Linked DNA regions of Homo sapiens: regions 1 and 3 are each linked to region 2. A link is a contact called in ENCODE Hi-C or POLR2A ChIA-PET data. All regions are on one chromosome and are shown on one strand. Each heading gives the region's core, a stretch centred on a gene start or an enhancer-like site at or near the end of the contact. The rest is flanking DNA. Distances are from core to core; before and after follow the strand shown.

Evidence for each region. A loop is a pair of places that touch in the nucleus more often than their neighbours do. ChIA-PET counts read pairs that join two places held with the same protein, here RNA polymerase II (POLR2A). Pooled maps may share reads with other maps.
Region 1: a pooled map shows a loop between it and region 2 (4-fold over the local background). The contact joins two enhancer-like sites. A Hi-C loop is called at or near these places in 3 of 50 pooled maps. POLR2A ChIA-PET finds 5 or more read pairs at or near these places in 5 of 52 experiments (H1, PC-3, Panc1 and 2 more).
Region 3: a loop to region 2 is called in a pooled map, with 9 times the contacts of the local background. The contact joins two enhancer-like sites. A Hi-C loop is called at or near these places in 2 of 168 maps with a recorded cell type or tissue (K562 and PC-9), 6 of 37 single-sample maps with no recorded cell type and 10 of 50 pooled maps. POLR2A ChIA-PET finds 5 or more read pairs at or near these places in 1 of 52 experiments (OCI-LY7).

What each region holds. Positions count from the first base shown.
Region 1 is chr17:48,161,112-48,164,460 of GRCh38, forward strand. It overlaps SKAP1 (src kinase associated phosphoprotein 1), which reads right to left. Exons shown (of 13, transcript NM_003726.4): 11 at 1,358-1,458. Among named protein-coding and RNA genes, the nearest start is that of MIR1203, 6.3 kb to the left of the region's middle. Within about 2 kb of position 2,025, at least 3 of the 41 ENCODE cell types and tissues checked have a DNase peak (open chromatin) inside an H3K27ac peak, as active enhancers do.
Region 2 is chr17:48,022,937-48,026,257 of GRCh38, forward strand. It overlaps COPZ2 (coat protein complex I subunit zeta 2), which reads right to left. Exons shown (of 9, transcript NM_016429.4): 9 at 3,231-3,321. Among named protein-coding and RNA genes, the nearest start is that of MIR10226, 8.3 kb to the right of the region's middle. RefSeq lists a silencer at 1,437-1,566 and an enhancer at 3,292-3,321. Within about 2 kb of position 1,520, at least 33 of the 41 ENCODE cell types and tissues checked have a DNase peak (open chromatin) inside an H3K27ac peak, as active enhancers do.
Region 3 is chr17:48,263,074-48,266,213 of GRCh38, forward strand. The region is part of intron 4 of SKAP1 (src kinase associated phosphoprotein 1); the gene reads right to left. Among named protein-coding and RNA genes, the nearest start is that of SKAP1-AS2, 30 kb to the right of the region's middle. Within about 2 kb of position 1,845, at least 6 of the 41 ENCODE cell types and tissues checked have a DNase peak (open chromatin) inside an H3K27ac peak, as active enhancers do.

The DNA.
Region 1 (3,349 bases), core at 775-3,274, 140 kb after region 2:
CTGTTGGAACCATAGAAAGGTGCTGTGGGTTAGACCTAGACTGTTTCCTAAGGTGCTTATGGTATATCTCAAACCAAGACAAACCTTTGCCCAAGGTAGTAAAATTCACAGAATAAAGATAAAAGATACTGACACATAAAAAAAAGAAGAAAGATAAACGATAAATGACAGATTAATAACCAACGGGTTTTCAGTTTTCCCTTATGGAATCCACATACTCAGCAATTAAAGAGCAAGTTGTGCCTATTTCAAAAATGTGTTTGTAGAGATTGATTGGCTGCATAGAGAGAGGACTTTTTAATAAGTGCTAGGGACAGAGCCTATTATTTTAGCCCACCTATAGAATATGTATGGTCTTTCTTTACCAACATGATGCTACTGATCCCCCAAACTGTAGCCCATGAGTTCTGAATCTTCTTCACATCAGTGATTGATCTGTAATAATCCATCCTTTTTTTAAAAAACCAGTTTGTTTACGGTCAACACTACTATTTGTAAGATGGTTAGCTGGAACTAGGGGTTAACTTATGACTGAGGAAGAGAATAAAGTTAGCTGGCCTGTGTGGGATTGAATTCACTCTCTTGGCCTTATCAGCAATTGCTCAAACCAATTGAGTTAACGAGCTCTGACTCCTCCCCCATACATAATTATGTTACAGTCTTGTTTATCTATAAATGAAATAAGAAGGCAGCTTACCTAGCCAGAATGTTTTCAATAGTATTACATGGTAATAAATTATGTACATAGTGATGACCTTTAAGCACAAGTCCCTGAGAAAGATTAAATTTTGATTGGCATGGTTTTGGTATAATACCAATTTTATTGCATTTTTTATTTTATTATTTTTATTATTTATTTATTTATTTATTTTTGAGATGGAGTCTTGCTCCATCGCCAGGCTGGAGTGCAGTGGCGTGATCTTAGCTCACTGCAAGCTCCGCCTCCCGGGTTCAAGCAATTCTCATGCCTCAGCCTCCCAAGTAGCTGGGACTACAGGCATGTGCTACCACACCTGGTTAATTTTCTGTAGTTTAGTAGAGACTGGGTTTCAGCATGTTGCCCAGGCTGGTCTTGAACTCCTGAGCTGAGGCAGTTCACCAGCCTCGGCCTCCCAAAGTGCTAGGATTGCAGGCGTGAGCCACCACGCCCGGCCTAGCCTTGTATTTTTAAATGTGAAAATGGTTCCTGAATCTGGATTTTCATTTAAAACTTTTCCTAACAATTATGAATAAATGGGAATTTATATTGTGAGGGAGCCATGGGAAGTGTATGACATGGAATAATTCTGTTTATGGTGACTAAATCAAGAATGAAAAAATTGACTTTCTATTTAAGCCCCACACTTTCTGTCCTTACCTTGCTCAGAATACGGATGAGGTCACCCCGTTGGAAGGACAGTTCATCTGGCTGGTCACCATGGCAATCCCATAGGCCCTGGTAGTAACTGGCATAGTCTACTGATCAAAGAGAGGAGAAATCAAAGTTAAAAGGACTCTATTTTTTCCGAGGTACCCATGTTTTTGCTGCAAATGGAAACCAGGGTTCTGATATTGCCCCTAGGAAACCTCAGATTAAGGGGAGTTGAGATGAGATACAGCCAAACACTCAGCATGAGCAAAGGACTATGGGAGAAGGAGATCATTAACTAACATTAAATATTTACAGATCACTCCTAGTAGGATGCCGTTCAACAATATGATAAATATATTTATTTATTAATAAAAGAAAATCAGGCAGGTAATTTTTCACTTGGTTTGTAAGTAAGCAGTGCAGAGGTTTCCCGCCAGACTTTCCTGATCCAGGGCAACTAACTATCTAGTTTTTCTCTTCATTATGCATTTGAAGGATCAGAGTAAATCTGTGACTTCTGCCTATTTACAAGAAAGGCTTAGTCAGCCAGCAGGCTTCTGGATCACAGCTCACTTTTCGGCCTTCTTTGTCCATAGGAACTTTGTCCTGGGAACTTCCCACCTAGGTACTATATGAGGTAATCACCAATAAATACTGAAACGAATAGCCCAGTCTTTAAGTGGAACCAAGGGGGTGTCTCATCCATTACAACTAAATTCTGGGTGGGCTGGCCCTTTTCCAGCATCTCATTTGTAGACCTTGAACATGTCTGCCAAGATTTATCTGCAAGCCCCAGGGGAACAGAAACCAAAGTGATCTGCATTAAAAATGAAAGCAACTGAAGACGACAAACCAAGCTTTAGAAGCAGCTGGAGAGATTTACTGAGCTTCTCAGCAGAACTAGATGGCAATGATGCCACAGGACAGCCATCGATTCTTAACAATGAAGAATTTGTATTGATCTTCTACCCGGAAAGGTTAAACACTAGAGTACAAAGTGGGAGAGGATCTGGGGATTTGAATGGCAGGAGAGCTAATGCCCACTAGACCAGGCATGCTCCTTTTTCCTTGGGGTGCTCTGTATCAGAGCTGTGAACAAAGCACCTACAAAAGATGAAATTCAATAGATGGGAGTCAGGAGTCCTGGGTTCTAATTAAAATTCACATGATTTTGGGGGACTCTGTTCTATAGATTTCCACCTTTCCCTTTATTCATTTTACCCTCCCATGAGCAGTGATAGTATTGGTGGCTGAGGATAGGGCAAGTGGGCAGTAGGGGCACAGACACCCTCCCTATATTTGCTTTTTTTCTACTTATTCCTGACTTACGAGCAATTTAAATAATAAAGGCACGGAGGGACAAAATCCCTATATGTCTCTGGAAGAGAATTTTGGTAGGAATCTTAAAGGGTACAAAAACAGAGGAGGGAGAGAACTATTTAGTTAAAACTCAGATATTGCAAACAAAAGTAAAAATGTCAACCATATAGAAATTCAGGCATGTTTTCTTCACACATAAAATTGTCTGTGTGTGCAGTAGACAACAGAGGGCAGCAAACAAGATAACTACTGTGAAAACATTCTGCCACAGAGTTGATAATATGTTTGGAAGAAAAATACTTTGGGAGAAATATGTTAGTTATTGAATAGACAAAGCATTCATTTTTGGAAATATTAAGTACATGAAATAATAGAGAAATATCAATCCCTGAAAAGTGAAAGTAGTTTTCCCAGAGGATATATTATGAATTTTCCATTTTAATGGAGTTGATTAATTACCCCAAGATTTTGACTAAACTCAGGAATGAAAGAATATTAACATCAATATTTTTCATGGATTTATATATGGTAGAGAAAACCATTTTTGTAAAAATAGATTCTAAAACCATAACAATATTTCTAAGTGGTAAGGAGACTAACAAGGTTATCTTGGTCTTTTCTGGCCTAGCAGATAGTCACTTTGGAGTACGGTTCCCTACTGTGTGCCTGGATATGGGA
Region 2 (3,321 bases), core at 270-2,769:
ACTACTACTCAGATCAAGATAAAGAACATCATTTGATTTTTAAAGGCGTTTCTACTTTCAAATATCTCTTAAATCCCTTCCTGCCTTTTAACCTCCACCCTCACCCCACTACGGAGTCTAATCAGTCTCTCTCTTTCTTTCCCCAGTGCCTGGCTCATGGCAAACACTCAAATATTTGAAATAATGAATCAACAAACAAATATTGTTGAATGAATGAGACCTAAATTGGAAGGAAATGGAGGTCTGTAAGGTTGTGCCCAGACTGTTTTGGGTAAATTATTCAACATTACCTGCATCGGCCTCCAAAGTTAAAGGGTATCTAGTAGGAATTTAGAGGTAAGATTTTTTTTTTTTCCCCCGCTATATAGCAAAGTTTCAAAGGGTGGTTAAGGGCACAGAAAATTTGAGCCTCGGGCGGTGTCCTGCTCATCCCCCTGCACCCCACACCCAGGCCTGGCTGGCCCCACCCCCGCCAATCTTTGCAGCCCTGCAAAGCGCCCAGCCCGGCTGCGGTCCCGCCAGCGGGGAGCCATCCATCACCGCCTGAATGCCAGCCAACCCGAGCAGCCCCGCCTTCCTGCCAGCCAATAGCCGGAAGGCAGGGGGCGTGCGGGGCTCTAAGTGGTATAAAAGGGGTCCGAGGGCCAGGCCGCGCTACCTCTGCGCCCCCAGTTGGCTCTGCTTGTTGCTGGCGTCCTGTTCCGTGCCAGAGCCCCCGGGCCGGTGTTTCTGTGCGTGCCGTCTGGCTGGGCCCTGGCTCCTGGGGTCTGGGTTTCAGACGTGCCCCGGTGCCCATTCTGCTGGAGGAAAGAAGAGGCCCTGAGGCCCCCTTCCCTTATACACTTGGGGCCCGCAGGGTCGCCCACGAGGGCAAGGGGGTGGAGGAATGCAGAAAGATGCAGAGGGGCCCTGGGGATGGCAGGACACTGGAAGGCAGGCCCTGGCTGCTCTCCCGCACGGAACCGCCGGCCGCCCTTCCCGAAAACCAGTCCTCCGCGCTCCCCTCCGCGCCCGCCGGCTCCGGCCTGTGGCAGCGCTAATGAGGCAGTCTGGAGGAAGCCGGTGCCAGCGGGCAGGACTCTGGGCGGCAGGCCAGGCTTGTCATCCTGGCGGCTCTGCCGAGCTGCGGGCGCCACGTGGGAGCTGGGGGCACAGCAGCCGGCGGCCCTCCACCCCCAGCGGGGTCTCCGCCTCAGCCCCCGGAAAGCTGGGCCTGCAAACTCAGGGTCCTCTGGAAGGGGCAGCGCCCTTCCTTGCCGGCCCTCCCGGGTCCTCTGGCAGTGCTGCGCAGCCCGCTCTGCGCTGTCCTCTCCGCCGCGGCGTGGGTCCGTCGGCTGCTTCGCAGCCGCGCCGCTCCCCACAATCCCTCAGCCATCGCGGGCGAGGACACCTTTCCGGTCGCCTCTCGGCATTGCCATGCCCCCTCAGCCCCTTCCTTTTAACCTAGTACGGTTACTGTGTGGGCCAGGGGTTCGGATGGGCCTAGGGCAGGGATGCGCGAGAAAGCCACTTGTCCCCAGCAGTTCCCCATCCGGAGCCCCGCCCTGCGAAAACTACACCAAACACGTCAACCTGAGGCTCAGTGTTCCCTTCCGTAAAATGGGGAGAGCATCGCGTAATTCACAGGATTCGGTGAGCCAGTTTGTGTGAAGGGCCCAGCCTCCTGCCTGTCCCTTTACATTCCCGTCCCTGCTACATTGGAATAGCAGGGCCGAGGCGGGCGCGACCGCGTTGCTAAGAAGCGCATTTGCCCGTCCCTCCTTGCGGTCGCTTAAGGGTGGTGGAGGAAGCCAAGCCCTGGGTGTGGCCGCATATTTGCCAAAATATTTCTGGAAAATGTCTCCTTTCTTGTCGCCATACTAGCCCCTGAACTCCACGGAATTTAACCGAATACTCTTTTTTTTTCTCCCCTTCCAAGAGTTGCCATTTTGCATTATTTACTGGGACGGGTTACGTACTCAGCGCTTACAATGTAAATGTTTACATAACTATATCATTTTCTCTAATTGCAGAAGTAGTCAAGCCCGTTATAAATGTCCAATCTTAAACAGTTTTATAATGTAGGACTTGAAAGCCGCAGGGACAACTTCTATTAAGGTCCACGGCTCGCCACTTTCCCTCCTTCGCTGAAATTCCTGTGCCCACGCTGGCGCAGCACTAGCAGGGTGGGTCACGCGTGCAGGTTGCTAGGGCAACGTCCTGTCGCCGGCGTCGGAAACCAACCAGTAACTCTCAGGAGCCGGAGTCGGGTCCGCCCTGGGGGCGGAGTTAGTCAGCAGGTCGGTCCGGCGGGAGCGCGTTTCCTGCCGGTCCCTGCAGGTGGCACCATAGGATCGCGGATGCTTTCCTGGGGCGGGGCTTTCCTGGGGCGGGGCTTCCCGCAGTGCTCAGCGCACTCCAGGGGCGGGGCCGGGGTGGAGCCGGGGTGGAACGTGAGCCACCAGCTGCAGTCCGCAAAGGATCGAGGGAAACGAGCTGTCCCGGGACGCAACGCTAGACAAGCTCAGGGACGCATTTACAGGGACGCAGAAAGTGTACGCGTCAGAGAGTGGAAAGGAGAAAACAGGTTCTGGGACGGCGACAGAGAAGGGAAGTCGTGTCGCCCAGAAAGGCTATACAATCTCCACCCTTCCCGTTTGTCCCTGCGACACCCTTTCACCCTCCTGTCCCTCCGGACCTGCAATTCTTCACACCCTCTGCAGCGCACAGGGTGCTCAGGACACATGTGCACGGTGGGGGCTGGCGATGCTTCCTCGCCCCCACCACCCGCAAGCTTGCAGAGAGCTGTAGTGCCCAGGATGTATGCCAGGATAGGAATTCCACGGTTCCAGGCATGCCAAGAAAAATAGCCATGCTGTTTCTCGGTTTGTTCAGAGGAAGCCTTACCTCTCTTCCCTTCTGGAGTTTGGGAATGGAAAAAATGACTCAAGGAATCCCCAGCGGAGCTACCATGTATGTACTGCATTGCAAAATAGGGGTACCATATTTTGCTCTCCCCTACCTGGCAGTATGCGCCACACATGGGGCTCCGTGGTATCAGCGTCGCACCCCCTCATGGTGTTAAATAGTCCCCTTTCCCTTGTCCCACATCTCTGCCCAATCACACAACCACAGGGACACGCCCCACCCTGGTACTGGATATCCCCACGATGAGCCACAGAAAGTGCAGGAGCCCTTATATGAACACACACACACACACACACTTCCTAGGCCAAGAGAGAAGGAGACCCTTGGCAGAAGACAAAAGCAGGTTTATTAGGGCCCTGGGGCCAGGAATGCCTAAGATATGAGTTAAGGCCAGGGCCGTGAGAAAAGGTGACT
Region 3 (3,140 bases), core at 595-3,094, 240 kb after region 2:
CAGTAAATAGATTTTCACCTCAAAATTGTACCTACTTAAAAACATTTAAATTTTACTTAATACTGACTTTTAGGTTGATTCTTCAGTAAACAAAGTGAGAGCTTGTCATTAACTACCAGCAGGTGGTGGTATTCACAAATAGGGTACAAGAAATACTGAAAGGGCTATGAGTATAACCAATATGTGGTTCAGATTTATGGATTATGGATTTTAAAACATTTTTAATGGAGTTGTCAGCACACTGAAACTACTTCCATTCCCATCTGTTCCATATGAATGTGGAAACTTGGAAGTCACCTTAAAATATGTGCCTGTAGAAAGTTTTGCATTAAGAACATTGGGTCTCTTTATAAAAGCAGACAAATATTTTCTATTTTTAAATATTTAAATTTTCTGTATAACAATGAGCTTCAAACATGCACAAGTATCCTGACTCTTCCAATATTTTGGGGGCCTCTAGGTTTAGAATCTGATCTATCTTCTATTCAGGGCAGACACGTATCAAGAGGGAGCACTGACTGTATACTTTAGCCAAGCTAACCTGAGCAAATGCTGAATGGTGGGCACTGTGCACACAGTTGCTATGGAGAAAATATGTCCGTTCTTGTCTCCAAAAAAAAGGTCCCAGGTTTCAGAGGATACAGAAGCAACAAGAGGCGGTGAACTCCAGTCATCGAGTCAACAGCTTCAGGGGCTTTAGGAACAGGCTGAAATTATTTGGTTTTGACCGCCAGATGACCTCCATTGCTGCCCAGTCTGATGGACAGTCGGACCATTAGTTCTTTTAACACACATTCTTTTCCTGAAACACAGACACCACTCTGCGTTTGCACAGAGCAAGAAAGGAGAGCAAACGAGAGTGTCTGAAAGGGAGAGACAGAGACGTACATTTGCAGAGAAACTTCTAAACCAGCCGCAACCCTTCTACTGTTTTAGGGCCTAGGACTAGAGGAATTCAATCCAAGCAAAGAGACATCAGCTTTTTTTTTTTTATCTAACTTAAAAATCTGACTTTAGACTACAATTAGGCAAGATTATATCTAATAAATGTCCAAAACAAAAACATGGAAATGGTTAAAATTGATTTTTTGTATTTTCTAAAGCATTTGATATCTAGCTTAAAAATCAGCAACACTACTTTATATATATATACAAAATGTATACATATATATGTTTATACATATATATATACACACACACAGAGATCAGAAATAAAGAGGTCTTACTATGTTCTACCTAATGTTAGTTCAGGCTTACTGCAAAATTGTTTTCCACTACATACTACCCAGTTCTTTGAAATCCATTTAATGAGTTTAATTCCCAGGCCACATTACTGTGGTATATGAGATTCAATGTACATTTTATTTGTTTTCTTGGTATGCATGTGTTTTGATGTGTGAATGAAAAGTAACTTTGGTCTTATTATTCTTATAAAACAAATCAGGAGCTAAGCTTTGCTTTCAGACAACCTATTAATCCAAGGCAAAACTGAAAAGCACAAAGATTGTACTCCAAAGAGACCCATAAAGATACTGAACTTTGCCAGGAAATGGGGAGGGAAAAGGGAGTAGAAAAGGAAATTTAGGTAGAGGATAAAATTTTCTATAGATGATGAATCATTCTATCTTTAAATAAAGCAATACTTAAACTTACATTTAATCAAATCTACAAAACACACACACACACACACACACACACACACACACACACCCTCCATCTCCATTTTCTTGTGGTTGTGGCTGACAGAACTGTACTTGTCCCCAGCCTCTTCTGATTTTCCTCTTGGGATAAGTGATGAGCTATGCTGCAGTCAACGAGGAAACATCTGTTTGACTTTCCGAAGCTGGCATGGGGAGCTGAAGTCTGAATCACAAATGCCACTTTCATAAACAGGTCTCCCACAGGAACCTTGCTAAAAACATGACTCTACTGGGGTGAGCCACAGCTCTGGTGAGTGATGGGGAAGGCTGCTCTCCTTTCCAGCTATTTGAAACAATATACACTTTTTATAGGATTTGTCTGTGGTGGGATTTAATGAATTCCAATCTGTTAACAGACGTACCTGAATCCAGTTTTAATTTGGGAAGTTAGTTCATACTGAAGCTCCAAAGGCTCTAAATCTGGGAATTTTTAATTAGTAAGAAAGCTATGGCTGGGTGCGGTGGCTCACACCTGTAATCCCAGCACTTTGGGAGGCTGAGGGAGGCGGATCACGAGGTCAGGAGTTCAAGACCAGCCTGGCCAACATGGTGAAACCCCATTTCTACTCAAAATACAAAAAATTAGCCCGGCATGGTAGCAGATGCCTGTAATCCCAGCTACTTGGGAGGCTGAGGCAGGAGAATCACTTGAACCTGGGAGGCGGAGGTTGCAGTGAGCTGAGACCGCACCACTGCACTCCAGCCTGGGCCTGTCTCAAAAAAAAAAAAAGCAAGCAAGCAAGCAAGCAAGCAAGCAAGCTATGACACTGTGGTGTGTGGTTACTGTGTTCAGAAAAGACACACAAAACCTCAAATTATTTTTTAAGCATATTGACGTGGTACTTAAAAATCAGCACACAGTTTTCACATTTTATTTTATTCTAGTATTGTTGTCATCAACAATGTGAATAACTCAGAACACCACTCTGGCTAGAGGTGTGTCTAACACACCCGAACTGTAACCTTTCTCTTTCCCTCCCCCCATGAAACTAGGGAGAAAACACCTTTGGGAGCTGTATCTGCCCAAAGGCAAACTCCTGTGGCAGGTGGAACAGGGAGCTGGCCATGCTCCAAATGCCTCCCCTGTTAGAATCTTCACATCTGCATGTCTGTTTAGGTTGTCCAAGTTTTCAACTTAACTTATTTTTAAAACCTCTTTTCTTTAGTTTAGTGATTTTTCTCTTTATGAAAAATGACTGCTTGCTGTTTGATTCCTCTCTTGGGATATTTACTCATTCTCTCCTGAACAGGGCTCTCATTTCCTTGTCAGCACTTGGTTTGGCTGACATCACTGTATGATTATTAACCTGTGAGTGAGCTGGAAATATTTCCGAGATAATCTAAACACACACCCACACCTACACACACCCACACACACACATACACACACACACTAGCCTAGTCTATTCAACTGAAGTATTTGGCAAAAATAATAGATTT